Regions from separate parts of the Homo sapiens genome. Here region 2 is linked to region 1. Evidence: chromatin loops called from intact Hi-C (ENCODE). Cell type or tissue: heart left ventricle. All regions are shown on one strand. Each heading gives the region's core, and the rest is flanking DNA. Links, peaks and the distances in the headings are about the cores only. Region 1 overlaps ASIC1 (acid sensing ion channel subunit 1). Region 2 has its middle 31 kb from the start of LIMA1.

Evidence for each region. Hi-C counts contacts between places; a loop is a spot of excess contacts. Peaks named below come from ENCODE experiments on the same cell type or tissue, not always from the same donor. Only the 100,000 strongest peaks of a DNase experiment are listed, where the experiment ranks them.
Region 2: it touches region 1 in a loop (2.8-fold over the local background); 52 of 110 quality-filtered maps call a loop at or near these places.

What each region holds. Positions count from the first base shown.
Region 1 is chr12:50,068,969-50,071,875 of GRCh38, reverse strand. The region is part of intron 3 of ASIC1 (acid sensing ion channel subunit 1); the gene reads right to left. Among named protein-coding and RNA genes, the nearest start is that of ASIC1, 13 kb to the right of the region's middle. In heart left ventricle, for the core only: CTCF peaks have their summits at 983 and 1,194 (motif pointing right); a DNase peak (open chromatin) is centred at 1,205.
Region 2 is chr12:50,313,195-50,316,101 of GRCh38, reverse strand. No RefSeq gene overlaps it. Among named protein-coding and RNA genes, the nearest start is that of LIMA1, 31 kb to the right of the region's middle. In heart left ventricle, for the core only: a CTCF peak has its summit at 1,223; no DNase peak of the experiment used is centred there.

The sequences.
Region 1 (2,907 bases), core at 179-2,678:
GTTTCTCCCCACCTTTAGTTCGAGTTGTGTGACTCTGACCATTCTTCTGCTTAAAGACCTTCTCTAGCCAGGTATGGTGGCACGCACCTGTAGTTCCAGCTGCTTGGGAGGTTGAGGCAGAAGAATCGCTTGAACCCGGGAGGCGGAGGTTGCAGTGAGCCGAGATCGCACCACTGCACTCCAGCCTGGGCGACAGAACAAGGCTCCATCTCAAAAAAGTAAAGACCTTCTCTCACTCCCCACTGCCTCCTGGCAAAATTTAGTCCTCTCTTGTAGCCCCACAAAGCTGAAAGCAGCCAGGCGTGGTGGCTCACGCCTGTAATCCCAGCACTTTGGGAGGTCGAGGTGGACAGATCAAGAGGTCAGGAGATCGAGACCATCCTGGCTAACACAGTGAAACCCTGTCTCTACTAAAAATACAAAAAAAAAAAACCAAAAAAATTTAGCCAGGTGTGCTGGCAGGCGCCTGTGGTCCCAGCTACTCGGGAGGCTGAGGCAGGAGAATGGTGTGAACCCAGGAGGTGGAGCTTGCAGTGAGCCGAGACTGAGCCACTGCACTCCAGCCTGGGGGACAGAGCAAGACTCCGTCTCAAAAAAAAAAAAAAAAAAGCTGAAAGCAATGTACCCTCCACCTCAGGCCAGCATCCAGCCACCACCACCTGTCCCCAGACACACGAGGCTCATCCACAGTCCTGTGCCTTCCCTGGACTCCATCTGGAGAATTCCTACTCATTTTTCAAGATCCTACTCACATGTTACCTCCTCCAAGAATCCTCCCGACTCCACAGGGTGCTGTTAGTGCCCACCCAGGGAATAGACTAAAGGGTCCAGTTCTGCTCAAGGCCCTACAGCTATGAGTAATGACCGAGAGCAAAAGAGCAGGACCAAGAGACCATGTGCAGGAACAGGAAGCAAGGAAGGCCAGGAACACCCAGGGCAACCAGAGATAAGTCATTGCAGAGATGAGGAGAGACTCCCCCACCTTCAGCTGCTGTCCTCAGGCTTCTCCTGCATGAACCTGTGTGTCCTGTCCTGTGTGTATCTTTTTCCTGCCTGCCAGATCTTGAGCTCTCAGAGGGCAGGGGCCTCCTCCTTTGCATTCCCCAGGAAGTGCTTCAGAGAGGACTTCCAGACTTGGGTGGAGTGGGGCTGAGGCTTGGGCTGAGGAAGCTGCAGCTGCCCATGCGTTCCCACTAGAGGGCACTGTCCCCCTCCTTCAGATGTTTTGGAAGGGGAAGTAGATTGATTTCCAGAAGGAAGCAGCTAAGGCAGCGGGAGCTTCCAGCTTGGGAGCCCCAGCAAAGACAAGGGTGTGCACGCACAGACAGTGCCAAAGGACAGTAAGTTGGGTGCAACTGAATACCTCTTCCCCCACAGCAACCAAGACCACACTGCACACTTGCACATTACCACACAGACACGCAGCCCTGGTGTGGGGCGACACACACACCCCAACACACACACACACGCCCCAACACACACACACCCCAACACGCACACACCCCAACACACACACACACCCAACTGCATGTCCTCTCTCCTCCATCGCCTGTATGCTTGTTCAAACAAATGCTTATTCTTCTAACATTCTTTCCCATCTTCATCTTGTTCAAGTAATTGGGGGATGAGGAAAGTGTCAAAGGGCATACACAGAGGGCCCCTGGAGAGGTGCCCAAGCAGACACACACACAGAGCTGCACTCAGTCCTGAACCCTCTGTCCAAGCATACAGCGCCCCCCACCCAGACCTTCTCTTTAGCAGTGTGTGCTGAGTGGTTTCTGACTTTTTCTATATCCCTTTCTTCATTCCAGCCACCCCTCATGTCTGTGTAATGCTTCATGGTTTTCAATTGTTATCTCATGGGATCCTCACACAACCCAGTGAAATAAGCAGGTTTGAGTAACTTCATTCCCATCTGACAAGTGAGAAAACTGAGCCACACCAGCCTATTCAAGTCTTAGGGAGAGCAAGAAGTGGGCTGGAGGCTGGAATGAGGTCATCTGTCTCCAAATCCCTTGCTTCTTCATTCTTGCATTTACTCATTGACACAGTGGAGAACACATCATGGACCTGCCCTCATGGAGCTTACTGTCGAACAGGGAAGACAGACCTCAATTCAAAAATGAAAAAAACAAATATCTAATTGCAAACCATAAGTGCTATGAAAAAAAAAAATGACTCTATCAGAGTGAATGACAGAGGGACTTGCCCCAGACTGGGGAATTAAGGAAGCTTTCTCTGAGGAAATGATGTTTGAATTACAGTCTAAAGAATAAAGAGGAGGCTGGGCGCGGTGGCTTATGCCTGTAATCCCAGCACTTTGGGAGGCTGAAATGGGCGGATCACTTGAGGCCAGGAGTTCAAGACCAGCCTGGCCACCATGGTGAAACCCCTTATCTACTAAAAATACAAAAATTAGCCAGGCATGGTGACACATGACTGTAATCTCAGCTACTTGGGAGGCTGAGGCATGAGACTTGCTTGAACCAAGGATGTGGAAGTTGCAGTGAGCTAAGATTGCACCACTGCACTCCAGCCCAGGCAATAGAACGAGATTCTGTCTCAAAAAAATAAATTAAATAATAAATAAATAAATAAATAAATAAATAAATAAATAAAATAAAAAATAAATAAAGAGGAGTAATTAGGTAATGGTGTGTGTGTGTATATATTTGTGTGTGTGCACGTGCGCACTAGCGCTTACCGCTGTGGAGGAGGGAGGATATTCCAGAGAGAGAACTGAGTGTATGCAAAGGCCTGGAAGGAGAGAGATGAGAAGGGGCAAGTGTGGCTGGAGAGGTGGGTAAAGGCAGGGAGGACCCAGGTCACTCAGGGCCTTAAAGGCCACGGTGAGGATTCTGGCTGAGGGACAATGAAAGACTCCCCATGGAAGGCGTTCAAGTGATC
Region 2 (2,907 bases), core at 281-2,780, 240 kb before region 1:
GATGTAAACACAAATGCTAAATGAAAACAGGCTGGGCGCGGTGGTTCACGCCTATAATCCCAGCACTTTGGGAGGCCGTTTGAGTCCAGGAGTTCGAGACCAGCCTGGATAACGTGGCGAGATCCTGTCTTTACAAAAAATAAAAAAACTAAGCCGGACTTGGTGGCGCTTGCCTGAAATCCCAGCTATTTGGCAGGCTGAGGTGAAAGGATCACTTGAGCCTGTGAAGAGGGGATTGCAGTCAGCCATGATTGTACCAATGCACTCCAGCCTGGGTGATAGAGCAAGGCCCTGTCTTAAAAAAAAAAAAAAAAAAAAAAGGAAAAGAAAAAAGGATATTTAAAGCACAATACTATTTATACATATTAAATAGAAAGGCCAAGTGTGGTGACTCACGCCTGTAATCCCACCACTTTGGGAAGCCAAGGCAGGCAGATCACCTGAGATCAGGAGTTCCAGACCAGCCTGGCCAACATGATGAAAACCCGTCTCTACTAAAAACACAAAATTAGCCGGGTGTGGTGTCACACGCCTATAATCCCAGCTACTTGGGAGGCTGAGCCAGGAGAATGGCTTGAATCTGGGAGGGAGAGGTGGCAGTGAGCCGAGATTGTGCCACTGCACTCCAGCCTGGGTGACAGAGTGAGACTCAGTTTCAAAAAAAAAAAAAAAAGAAAGAAAGAAATACACCTTCTGGGTTCCGGTGACTCGTCCCAATCTCTTCCTAAAAACTATACAGAGCAAAAAGGACAGCAAATAAAAATTCCTACAACATATATTGACCAGCAAAAAAGATTGCTACAATCCGCAATATACATACAAGTTGGAAAAAATACCCTGGAAACCAGCCAGAACCCCCACAAGTGTGTAGACATCACTGGAGCTGCTTGAAAGAGTAGGGAATATGGAGGGTCTTAAACATTAATGGAACCTGATAACATCAACAAGTTTCACTCCCAGAAAAAGGTGCCCGACCCTTAGTGGGAACAGCCAAGAACTGGTCTGAAACCTGGCGTATCAGCACTGGCAACAGGAGTCATAAGGCTTGGAGAATTCATAGGAACAACAGTGGCAGTCTTGCGAAAGTGTGTCATTCGGGATAAAGAGGCACTTTGGAAAATAAAATAAATATTCCTGGTAATAAGTATCCCACTGAAAAAAACACTAGGAAAATCAGAGAGTTTGACTACAAGAAAGGCACACTATGACAACAGGAGAGGGAGCTCTTGAGCTAAAAAACCAAACCAGGAAAGACCCTCAAAACACATTCTCTTCTAAAGATCCATCTATTAAAAGCTGGTCCAGGCTGGGTGCAGTGGCTCAAGCTTGTAATCCCAGCACTTTGGGAGGCAGAGGTTGGGGGGGATCACCTGAGGATGGGAGTTCGAGACCAGCCTGACCAACATGGAGAAACCCCATCTCCACTAAAAATACAAAATTAGCTGGGCGTGGTGGTGCATGCCTGTAATCCCAGCTACTGGGGAGGCTGAGGCAGGAGAATCCCTTGAACCCGGGAGGCGGAGGTTGCAGTGAGCCAAGATCACACCATTGCACTCCAGCCTGGGCAACAAGAGTGAAACTCTGTCTCAAAAAAAAAAAAGCTGGTCCAGAAAAATCCAACATATTCAAATACGAGGCCAGGCATGGTGGCGTACACCTGTAATCCTAGCACTTTGGGAGGCCCAGGTGGGAGGATCACTTGAGGCCAGGAGTTTCAGACCAGCCTGGCCAACATGGTGAAACCCTGTCTCTACTAAAAATACAAAATTAGCCAAGTGTGGTAGCGGGTGCCTGTAATCCCAGCTACTTGGGAGGCTGAGGCATGAGAATCGCCTGAACCGAGAGATGGAGGTTGCAGTGAGCCAAGATCGCTGCCACTGCACTCCAGCCTGGGTGACAGAGCAAGACTGTCTCAGAAATAAACAAATAATAAATAAACTCAAATATGAATAATAATCACAACCAAAATTCAGTATCCCGGCCGGGCGTGGTGGCTCACGCCTCTAATCCCAGTGCTTTGGGAGGCTGAGGCCAGTGGATCACCTGAGGTCAGGAGTTTGAGACCAGCCTGGCCAACATGTTGAAACTCCATCTCTACAAAAAAATACAAAAAAATCATCCTGGTGTGGCAACACACACCTGTAATCCCAGCTACTCAGGAGGCTGAGGCAGGAGAATCGCTTGAACCTGGGAGGTGAAGGTTGCAGTGAGCTGAGATTGCACCACTGCACTCCAGCCTGGGTGACAGAGCAAGACTCTGTCTCAAAAAAAAAAAAAAGGAAAACAAACCAACAAAAAAATTCAGTATCCATACAAAGTTACAGTAAGAACAAAACCCCACAGAAACAAGAATCATAAGTTATGACAGGTGAAACTATACCAGAAAAAAATACTATCCCAAAACAGAAACCAAGACAAACTACAGGATACATAAGTGTAGTGGATGCTATGGTATGTTCCCTAAATACCCACTTCGGGACTGGAGCACTCATACTTCAAGTTGCTGGTAATGGTGGCTGAATCCTTCTCTGGGACTCAAAGGGAATCCCTCCACCCAAGGCAACACCCTGTCCCAAAGATCCATCTGCATGTAGTGACAGGTCCATGCCAAGATATAGAAGCCCTTGCCTCAGGGTGAGACAACTCTGACAGGGGATTCTGACTTGAAAGCTCCCCACGGGATTGGCTGAGATCTTTATTGCAACTGCATCATGGTCAGCGGTGTGCTGGAACTGGCTCCTACTGGCTTGTGAGAACCAATTGTTACGGTTTTAGGAATTTTGCAAGCAGGTTGTTAAACACAGCCATTATTAAAACTTAAATTACATATACTTAAAACTAAATAATATTCAAAACCAAGGTAATAAACACTCAATACATATTACTTTCTAATTATTTTACTACATG